Regions from separate parts of the Homo sapiens genome. Here all the other regions are linked to region 1. A link is a contact called in ENCODE Hi-C or POLR2A ChIA-PET data. All regions are on one chromosome and are shown on one strand. The core of a region is the stretch at or near the end of the contact, and the rest is flanking DNA. Distances in the headings are between cores, read along the strand shown.

Region 1 (3,249 bases), core at 479-2,978:
GAAGGATAAAGCACTTAAAATTGGATAACTATGTAGTGGGTTCTAATTATTAGTATTTCTTAAGTTCCAGAGAGTTCCACTTGATAAAAACAGTTACTTCAGCTAGTGCCAAATTCTAGGAGTAGCTTTGGTCTCCCATAACGGCCACCAAATATTAATTGCAAATAAATAACCTAAGTAAAAGCAGTGTGTTTGTTCTGCATATATAGCTTGAAGATCCACCCCTCACCTTCAAACCAGACAGTCACCTCTGTAAGCCTTTCCTACAGAGAAATTCTGGAGCCAACACTATTTCCAGAAAAACAGTCCCATGAATTATTAGTCAAAAGTTACTGGACTGTCCTTGCTGCTTAATTGCAAAATTAAATAAAATGGAGAGTGGGGGGTAGTTCTCACCCTTCCTGGATTTTACCTGATAGTTAACCTTTGGCTAGATGTGTAAGCTTTACAGTTCGCTTTCCTTTTCCTCCCGCACCAGGCTACTTTTTGTTCCTTCAATGCCTATTCATTCGTCTCCTCTACTCCCCGCTTCCCCTTCCTTCATACACCAACTCAGAGTTCGAGGCACCTGCCCATTTCCTTCCAAATAAAACTGTAAAGAGGTTACAATAGAAGCGCCTGTGGTGACACATTTACGAACGCCTCCGTTATCGCCCATAATCTACTCCTAGTAGCTGGGGGTGGGGGGAGTAAGAGGATAAAGAAAAACCCCAAGTAGCTTTCCTCCACCTACAAGGCCAAAAAAACGTGGTGCCCTAAGGAGCGTGGAGGGCGCCAGCATGCAGCCTCCCGGTTTCCCCGTGCAGCCCTAGGTGCAGGACCCGGGGTAGGTACCCCCTAGACGCCGAATCCTGCAAAGGTAAAAACTTGGCACTTTCTCAGTCTTGTTTCCAGACTGACGTCATCTGTTTGATTTGAGGGAAACAGCTTTCTGTTTCATAAGGAGCATTCCCAGCATCGGCGCTGAGGGAAAACAGGCGGCGCAGAGGCAGGAGCACGACCGGGCCGCGGAGGACCGGTCCAGCGCCTTCACAGACGGCTCCCGATCCGGGCCTCAGTTTTCCCGTCTGTAAAACGAGGGGGTGGACTTGGCTCCGCTCAGCGCCGATAATCTGAGCTACGGCGGCGGAATTAAGGTCTTTAGGAAGTCACTGCCCCCCCCGGCCCGGAGTCGCCTTTTCTCCAAACTGAGCAATCCTCTTACGGGAATTATGTTACTTCCAAGCACCTTTCTAGGGTGGGTCGGTGATTTCCTTTTCCCAACAGACCCTGTCAGAGCCAGACACCTGCAAAACTAGCTGGGCCCAGGTTCGGGTACCCCGAGGCGTGACAAAGGGACCATCTCCGTTCAGCGGGGAGGGATGGCCGGAGGCGACCCTCGCCGCCCCGACCGGCGGCGGCAAGTATGCAATGTGAGGCCGGCCAGGCCCCACAACGCGCCCGAGGAGACGGGCCCGCGTCGGAGACCTGGGGCCGAGCGCGGGCCGCACCCTCCCGGGGAGGCAAGGCCCGGGAATGAATGGGCGGACGGGCGCGGAGGGGCCACGGGCCGCAGACACTCACTGAGGAAGACTCGGTACTCCAGGGAGAAGGGCGCGGCGCGCTCCTCGGTGCTGAAGCCGCTCATAGTGCCGGAGTCCTGCCGCCGCCGCTGCCACAGAGCCACCAGCCCGCACGCGGCGCCGACTGACAAGGAGAGAGCCCCACGCCTGCGCACTGCGAGCACTGGACCGGCGGGCGGGGCGGGGAGCGCCTTTAACGCGGCTCTGCTAGTGTTCCCACCCCCGCCGGGCCAACCCCGTGCGCAGGCGCACTCCGCCAGGCCCGGGTGTCCGCACTCCCCAGCCCCGCCCCTCGGGCCCAGCCTCCGCGATGGCAGCTAGGGCTCAGAGGCTGGGCCACGTGGCTGCCGCCGGCGCTGGTTCTGTTCCTTCGGCTTTGGGCTCTGACCCGGGAGGGCAAATGCGCAGGCTCTAAGCTTGGACTAGCTAGGAGTTGACCGCCGACCACGCACACAGGGAACTCACCTTTGATTCTCACACACTCCTCCCCGCAGTCCTATTCCTTATCTCAAAAGGCGTTGATAAGTCACCTGCTTCCCCAGACAGGCTCTGCTTGCGGTCTTAAAGGTGAGCATTTTTCTGATCCGTCGTAACAAAGTTGAGCCATATTACTGACACCCCTAGTGGCTACTAGTAAGGTACTCGCTTCTCCACTTTCTATAATCTCTCTCACTCCGTTGCTTATCTGGGAAGTGAAGATAATAATATAACTATTTCATGAGTTACTGGGATGATTACCCGAGTTAATACACGTCAAATGCCTGAAGCAGAGCCTGTATCTTTGTAAACAATCTGGAAGTTGTTACTGTCACCCTCCCCAGTGGGGGAGGATTTACGCCCCCGCGCCCCCCGCCCCCTCCATCCCCCCTGCCACCCTACTTAACCCACCTGGGTCTCCAGGGGCTTCAGATGGAAGCACTGGGAAGGTCCAGGCGTGAGCTAGAGTCCCGTGAAGGAGTGTTCTCAGGGACAGGCTCTTCTGATCTTGATTTCCTGTTTATATTCCATCATATCAGGCCAGACCCCAAAAACTAAAGTCTGATTGAGGCAGTGGGAAAATATTTGCATCACTTACCTCCCCAGGAATACATGTAAAAGAAAAAAAGTATATCCACAATCCTAAATATAAATTAGCAAATTATTATTCACATTTCAAAGAATGCCTGGTTTTATTTATTTATTTATTTTAATTTCATGGCCAGGATTTCTTTAAATAACTTTTTCTAGAACATTAAAGATAATGTGCCTTAATGACATTTTGAATTAAACCCTTTTTTCCAAACAATGTCTATTGTAAAAAATGAATATTAAATGAAAACCTAGTAAGATCTCCAGTTAGTTATGGTGTCGCTCCCTTTGTCTCCATCCAACTCCCAAACCTCACTGACACCCATTAATTTTCAGAAGGCTGTGATTCACTGATTTTTTGAACATTTCACCACACTGTTTTACTGCTGTTAAAACAGAAGGGCAGGAAAAAAAATTAGCGAAGCAATAGTTTAGTCAATAATTAGGGTCAAGGCCAGGCGCGGTGACTTACGCCTTCAATCCCAGCACTTTGGGAGGCCGAGGTGGGCGGATTACCCGACGTCAGGAGTTGGAAACCAGCCTGGCCAACACAGTGAAACCCTGTCCCTAGTAAAAATACAAAAATTAGCTGGGCGTGGTTGCACGCGCCTGTAATCCC
Region 2 (3,249 bases), core at 351-2,850, 350 kb after region 1:
CCTAAACAAAGGGAAGCTTCATTTTGAAGGCTTTCCATGTGTACCTTCAGTTTGTCCTTTAGAAATGCCCTGTTTCAGAGTCTCAGATAGCAGTGAGTGGGCATGCTCTTTCCCAGCCTTGCTAGCACTGCCCACAGTTTTATGACTCAGAATGGAATCTCATATTTGTTCAATTTTATTTCTTTTTAACTAATAGTGAAGTTGGATTTTTTTCATGTGTTTTGGCCATTTTTTTTTCTGTTATGAATTGTTTATGTCCTTTGCTGACTTTTTTGTTTGGGCGTTTGTCTTCCTTCCTTTCCTTCTTTCTTTCTTTCTCTCTCTTTCTCTCCTTCCTTCCTCTCTCTTTCTTTCTTTCATTCATTCTTTCTTTCTTTTTGTTCTTCTTTCTTCCTTTTCTTTCTTTCTTTTCTTTCCTTCCTTCCTTCTTTCATTGTTTCCTTCCTTCTTTCCTCCTCTTTTTCTTTCTTTCATTCTTTCTCTTCCTTTTTTCTTTTTGTTCTTTCTTCTTTCTTCCTTTTCTTTCTTTCTTTCCTTCCTTCTTTCTTTCTTTTCTTTCTTTCATTCTTTCCTTCCTTCCTTCCTCTTTCTTTCTCTTTCTCTTTCTCCTTCTCTTTCCCTCACTCCCTCCCTTCCTCGCTTCCTTCCTCGCTTCCTTCCTCTCTCCCTCCCTCTCTCTCTTTCTCTCTTTCTTTCTTTCTTTCTTTCTTTCTTTCTTTCTTTCTTTCTTTCTTTCTCTCTCTCTCTTTTTCTTTCTTTCTCTCTCTCTCTTTTTCTTTCTTTCTGCCTTTCTCCTTTTCTTCTCCCTTTCTCCCTTTCTCTTTCTTTTCTTTTCTTTTTCTTTTTTAAATTCTATGCTGCTTCTGGGTCAGGGTCTTACTTTATCACCCAGGCTAGAGTGCAGTGGTGCAATCATAACTCACTGCACCCTCGACCTCCTAGGCTCAAGTGATTCTCCCACCTCAGCCTCCAGAGCTGGAACTATAGGCATATGCCACCACACTCGGCTAATTTTTGAATTTTCTTTTTTTTGTAGAGATGGGGTCTCACTATGTTGGCCAGGCTTGTCTTGAACTTCTGGGCTCAAGTGATTCTCCCACCTCAGTCTCCCAAAGTGTTGGGATTACAGGGTGAGCCACCACACTTGACCCCTTTCCTATTGATTTGTTAAGATGATAACTTTATCATATATGTTGCATTTATTTTTTAGCTTTAAAATACCATTAGATATACATGCTGTCTTAGAGCCTGTCCTCTCCATTCCTGTGTGTCTCAGTCTATGCTGGAGCTGACCTAGCTTCAGATCAATAACCTTTGCTTATTTTATGATGTCCTTTATTAGATTACTTACTTTGTCAAGCATTATATCTGGTTTCTTTTACAGTCATCATCTCGTTCAACCCTCCAACAATACCACAAGGTGTTATTTTACAGCTAGAGATACCCGTGTCTGATGCCAAATCCTTGCTTGTTTCAGGGCTGGATATGGTAATCCTCTCTGCCATTTTCGATGACAGGTTGAGAGGAGAGAAAGGTAGATCCTGGAAGAGTGCCCAGGCTGGGGTGACTCGGGGAGGAGACTAAGGGGAAAGCATGATGACTTTGAAAGCCCTCCGTCAAATTCTTGTGGTTCTCTGACTTGATGTTATTTAAACCCCTGTGTACTTTCAAGAGGTTCCCCTCTACAGCCACAAGAATGGGAAATGGCTTGTGTTCTCTGAGTCACACTGGTAGATTATCTATGGGCCTTCTGAGTTTCACTTTGCACCCCCTCTTGGCTATTCTTTCCTTTTCCCACATCCGCCCACCTCACCATCAACAAACCTGCACAGTGTCTTTGCCCTTCAAAAGTAATTGTTATTCTTTCTTTGAACTAAATGACGGCATCTAAGCTGAATTAAACACTCATAGCCTTTCACAGTTTATGAAAGTATCCATTTCCCCATTCCTGCCTTAACATTTGAGGTCGCCAATCCTTTTAATTTTTGCCAATCTGATAAGAAAGAAAGTCTTTTATTTTTACCTTAACTCGACTTTTCCAGATTAGTAATGAGGTTGGAACATCCTTTCATATGTTTACTGGCCATTTGAATTTATTCTGTTATGTATATGCCCATTTTTCTGCTAGATTGTCTTTTTTTAATTAACAGGCATAAAATTTTAATATAATTTGTTTTGTGGGTAGGTAGATAGATATACAGTCAGTTCTTTCTCCCAGTTTGTCTCAGGTCTTGTAACGTTTTTAGTGTATTTTTTCATAGAGAAGTTGTTCAATTTATACATGGTGTGTTTTTTGACTTGTGTAAGCAAGCCTTCCCTACCCAAGGTTCTAGATCTCTTTCCTATGTTTTCTTTGAATATTTCTACAGTGTTGTCTTTTATGTTTAATGCTTTAATTCATCTGGAATAAACTTTTGTGAATGACATGAGATAGTGTATTTTTTTTTTCCAAAATGGATATCCAGTTGGCCCACATTTATTATTATTTGTTATTATTATTTTAGAGATGGGATCTTGCTATGTTGCTCAGGCTGGTGTTGACCTCTTGGCCTCAAGCAGTCCTCCTGCCTCAGCCTCCCAAGTAGCTGGGACCACAGGCATGTGCCACTGCACCAGGCTGGCCTACATTATTTATGGAATAGCCACATTTCCCCCTTACTGGAACTATGGTTTTCATCATATGTGAAGTAAGCACTTATACCTGAGTCCATAGAGTAGACACGGGGTTGTTGTTGCTCCTGGCCTCCATTCATCCTTCTGGTAACCATGTCTGATTTTCCCCATCCCCAGCAGGAACAAGAACCAAGGCTTGAGCCAATTTGTGCATCTCATTGTCCTGGCACTGCCATTGGCCCAGGGCTGGCCATGTGACTCAGCCGGCCAATTACACCCAATCAGAGCTTATCCCTGGCATTTTTCTGAGTGACTGGAAGAGTGTTAACTATTCTTGTGGAACTTAAAAGGGAGAGGCCAGACGTGGCTACAGTTGTCACACAGCCACAAGGTGAAAACAAATATGAAAATGAAACCAACACACCAAGGCCAGTGGAATTGAGCTGAGGCAACTGCTGTTGCCCTTTAGCTGCTGTACCCCATCATGTCTAGAGCCAGGTTACCCCTATGCCCACAAAACTTTTAACTGACAACCCAGATCCTTTTGTGCTTAAGTGAGCTGGGTTGGGTTTTCTGTCATTGCAAGGCAGACATATTCTATATGTGTACTCTAGTCTCTCCATTGATTTTTTTCGA
Region 3 (3,249 bases), core at 308-2,807, 260 kb after region 1:
GGAGGTGGTTAATTTAGAGCAGGTTCTGGAGAAGAGTAGCATTGGATCAAAGGGGATCAGTCTGTCCAAAACAGCCTCTGTCGTGACCCGTCCCTGGGGTCTGGGTGGATGTATTCTGCTGCTGGGGGTCTGGGTGGATGTATCCTCCTGCTGCTGGGGGTCTGGGTGGATGTATCCTCCTACTGCTGGGGGTTCTGGGCGGATGTGTCCTTCTGCCGCTTCACCAATGACCCCGACTTGGCTGCCGCTGGTGGGGGCTTCTTCCCGTCTCTCTGAAGTGTCACTGGAAGGAATAGGCCCAGGAGAGGGCAGTTCGTTGGGTTGACAGAAGAGGGACCCTTGGGGAGTTGCCCCTTGCCAAAGTCTCTTTAGGCAGCCTGTAGGGGCCTCCCAATAGCTATCTTGCCCAGCCTACGTGGGTGGAGGATGGGATGCCTGTGGCCTCTGAGGAAGGGGCTGCCTGGGCTCAGATTTTCACCCTCCTGGCCCCACCCCAACCCCAACCAATGAGACTGCAGCCAGTGGGGTCCCAGGTGCTCTGAGTCTTATGTCATGCTGCTTTCCTTGACACTGCCATCGATGTGTAGATGAACCCCATCCCCTGCATCCTAAAGTTGGTTGTTTTCATTGTTTTTAAGTTTTCCCTAACTTAACAGTACAAAGTAGTGCCTTAATTGTAAGACATGGGTTCTGGGAGATAGGAATCCTGTGTGGTGGTTCCAGGGCAGCCACTTGCTTACCCAGGAAGGGGTTGTCTTGTGACTTGGGGTCTCATCCTGGGCTCAGGAATCCTGTAGGGGGAGGGGAGGACCTGGCAGGGAGCTCTGCATAGGTGGGTTTGTGGATGTCTCCCTTTCTGCAGCTCAGTGCTGCTCAAATGTGGGTAATACGTGGACTTCCAATTCACAGCCCTATTGAGATCTAATTCACATGCTGTACAATTCACTCATTTAGTAGCTTTTAGTACATTCAAAGAGCTGTTGTCTCACCACAGTCTAATTTTACAACATTTTCATCAACCTCAAAAGATACCCCAGTACCCATTGGTAGTCACTCCCCACCCCCAGCCCGCTAGCATGCTCTGTATCTCTATAGATTTGCTAATTCTAGACATTTCATATAAATGAAATCATACAACATATGGGTTTTTTGTAGACTCCCTCTCTCTCTCTTTTTTTTCTTGAGATGGAGTCTCGCTCTGTTGCCCAGTCTGGAGTATAGTGGCGTGATCTCGGCTGATGGCAACCTCCGCCTCCCGGGTTCAAGCGATTCTCCTGCCTAAGCTTCCCGAGTAGCTGGGATCACAGGCACCTGCCACCATGCCCAGCTAATTTTTGTATTTTTAGTAGAGATGAGGTTTCACCGTGTTGGCCAGGCTGGTCTTGAACTCCTGACCTCAGGTGATCCATCTGCCTCGGCCTCCCATAATGCTGGGATTACAGGCATGAGCCACCACGCCTGGCCCTCTCTCTCTCTCTCTTTTTTAAAGGTCTCACTCTGTTGCTCAGGCTGGGGTGCAGTGGTGCAATCACGGCTCACTGAAGCCTCAACCTCCTGGGCTCAGGTGATCCTCCCTCCTCAGTCTCCTGAGTAGCTAGGACCACAGGCATGTGCCACCACATCCGGCTAATTTAAAAGTTTTTTTAATAGAGACAAGGTCTTGTGTTGCCCAGGTCTTCAACTCCTGAGCTCAGGACTCCCTTTTGAAAAACAACAACAAACCCCTCACTTGCTGATTGACATTATTCTTACTGTAATATAACTGAAATGTGTATAAGACCAGGCATAAGCACCTTAGACTTAAAGTTTTTACAAAACTATTAAAAAAACAGGAAATAGTAGTAAAACCAGAAAGCCAACTCATTTCCAATGAACAATTACTTTAATTGGAAGGATGTTAACTGCACCTACATTGCCAGCCTTGGGTTGATGGTAGAGAGCTGTGCCCTTGGGCCTCTCCTGTGTTCCCTGCCTCTGTTTCTTGGGCCTGTTGTATAGGGAAGTACTAATAATGTTGGGCTGATGGGACGGGTTGGGGTAATCAGACCTCACATTTAAGCCTAGACTACGTGTGAGCAATCCCTGAATGTCTGTTTTAATGGGGTATTGCCCGATACTCGGAAAGCTGGCTTGTTTGATTGAAGATAAGCATGGAATAGTGGCATTATTGAAATCTGCTTGTAGTGGCTCTTAAACCCACTTCTTTTTTTTTTGGAGACAGAGTCTCGCTCTGTCGCCCAGGCATGGTGCGATCTGGGCTCACTGCAAGCTCCGCCTCCTGGGTTCACACCATTCTTCTGCCTCAGCCTCCTGAGTAGCTGGGACTACAGTCACCTGCCACCACGCCTGGCTAATTTTTTGTATTTTTAGTAGAGACGGGGTTTCACCATGTTAGCCAGGATGGTCTCGATCTCCTGACTTCGTGATCCACTTGCCTCGGCCTCCCAAAGTGCTGGGATTACAGGCGTGAGCCACTGTGCCCAGCCTAAACCCACTTCTTGTAGGAATCAGGAATTTGGCACAGAGATGGGCTTTACTCACTTCACACAGATGCTGTCAACATGCACATGGTCCTGACTGCTAAGAGGCTGGGCCTTTGAACTGGGCACCTCCAGGCTGCCATGGGCTATGGGGTGGCTCTGTTCTCCCTCCCCACCTGCTTTTTTTTTCCTATTTGAATCACAACCTTTCTTTGTGCTGTGTGTGATGATATCATTTGGCCTTCATGGAGAAGGAACTGGATTGTAAACACAGGAGCAAACTTGAGGCTCAAATTGTAGGGCACTGCTTGCTTATGAGATGGTTATTCAGATGACCAGGGGATGCTCTCATTACTTTTTGAAATGACATTAAAATAACCCTTTTAAAGTGTACAGTTCAGTGACAGTACATTTGCAATGTTTTGCAACCATCACCACAAACATTTTCAGTTCCAAAACATTTTCATCACCCCAAAAGGAAAACTCCATCCATCCATTAAGTAATCCCTCCCAGTTTCCCCTCCCCCAGCCTTGGCAACCATGGATCTGCATTCTGTCTCTGGATTTACCTATTTTGGATAGTTCATGTAAGGGGAATCATGTAATATGTGACCTTCTGTGTCTGGCTTTTTTCACTTAGCATAGTGTTCAGGGCTCATCTGTGTTGTAGCAAATATCAGTACTCCATTCCCTTTTATGGCTGAGTAACTTTCCATTGTATGGATAGGCCGCACTTTGTTTATTCGTTTATTATTTGATGGGCATTTGG

Evidence for each region. Hi-C counts contacts between places; a loop is a spot of excess contacts on that map. ChIA-PET counts read pairs that join two places held with the same protein, here RNA polymerase II (POLR2A). Pooled maps may share reads with other maps.
Region 2: a pooled map shows a loop between it and region 1 (11-fold over the local background). The contact joins the enhancer-like site here to the promoter of PPA1 in region 1. A Hi-C loop is called at or near these places in 5 of 37 single-sample maps with no recorded cell type and 12 of 50 pooled maps. POLR2A ChIA-PET finds 5 or more read pairs at or near these places in 2 of 52 experiments (H1 and OCI-LY7).
Region 3: a loop to region 1 is called in a map of B cell, with 6 times the contacts of the local background. The contact joins the enhancer-like site here to the promoter of PPA1 in region 1. A Hi-C loop is called at or near these places in 1 of 168 maps with a recorded cell type or tissue (B cell), 6 of 37 single-sample maps with no recorded cell type and 5 of 50 pooled maps. POLR2A ChIA-PET finds 5 or more read pairs at or near these places in 1 of 52 experiments (OCI-LY7).

The regions. Positions count from the first base shown.
Region 1 is chr10:70,231,701-70,234,949 of GRCh38, forward strand. PPA1 (inorganic pyrophosphatase 1) reads right to left here and starts at 1,729. Exons shown (of 11, transcript NM_021129.4): 1 at 1,564-1,729. The coding sequence starts at 1,627. RefSeq lists a silencer at 1,371-1,940.
Region 2 is chr10:70,576,876-70,580,124 of GRCh38, forward strand. No RefSeq gene overlaps it. Among named protein-coding and RNA genes, the nearest start is that of PRF1, 24 kb to the right of the region's middle. Within about 2 kb of position 1,601, at least 8 of the 41 ENCODE cell types and tissues checked have a DNase peak (open chromatin) inside an H3K27ac peak, as active enhancers do; they include OCI-LY7, where a contact is called at or near this core.
Region 3 is chr10:70,488,759-70,492,007 of GRCh38, forward strand. All of the region lies in intron 1 of PALD1 (phosphatase domain containing paladin 1), which reads left to right. Among named protein-coding and RNA genes, the nearest start is that of PALD1, 12 kb to the left of the region's middle. RefSeq lists a silencer at 1,465-1,564. Within about 2 kb of position 1,558, at least 2 of the 41 ENCODE cell types and tissues checked have a DNase peak (open chromatin) inside an H3K27ac peak, as active enhancers do; they include B cell and OCI-LY7, where a contact is called at or near this core.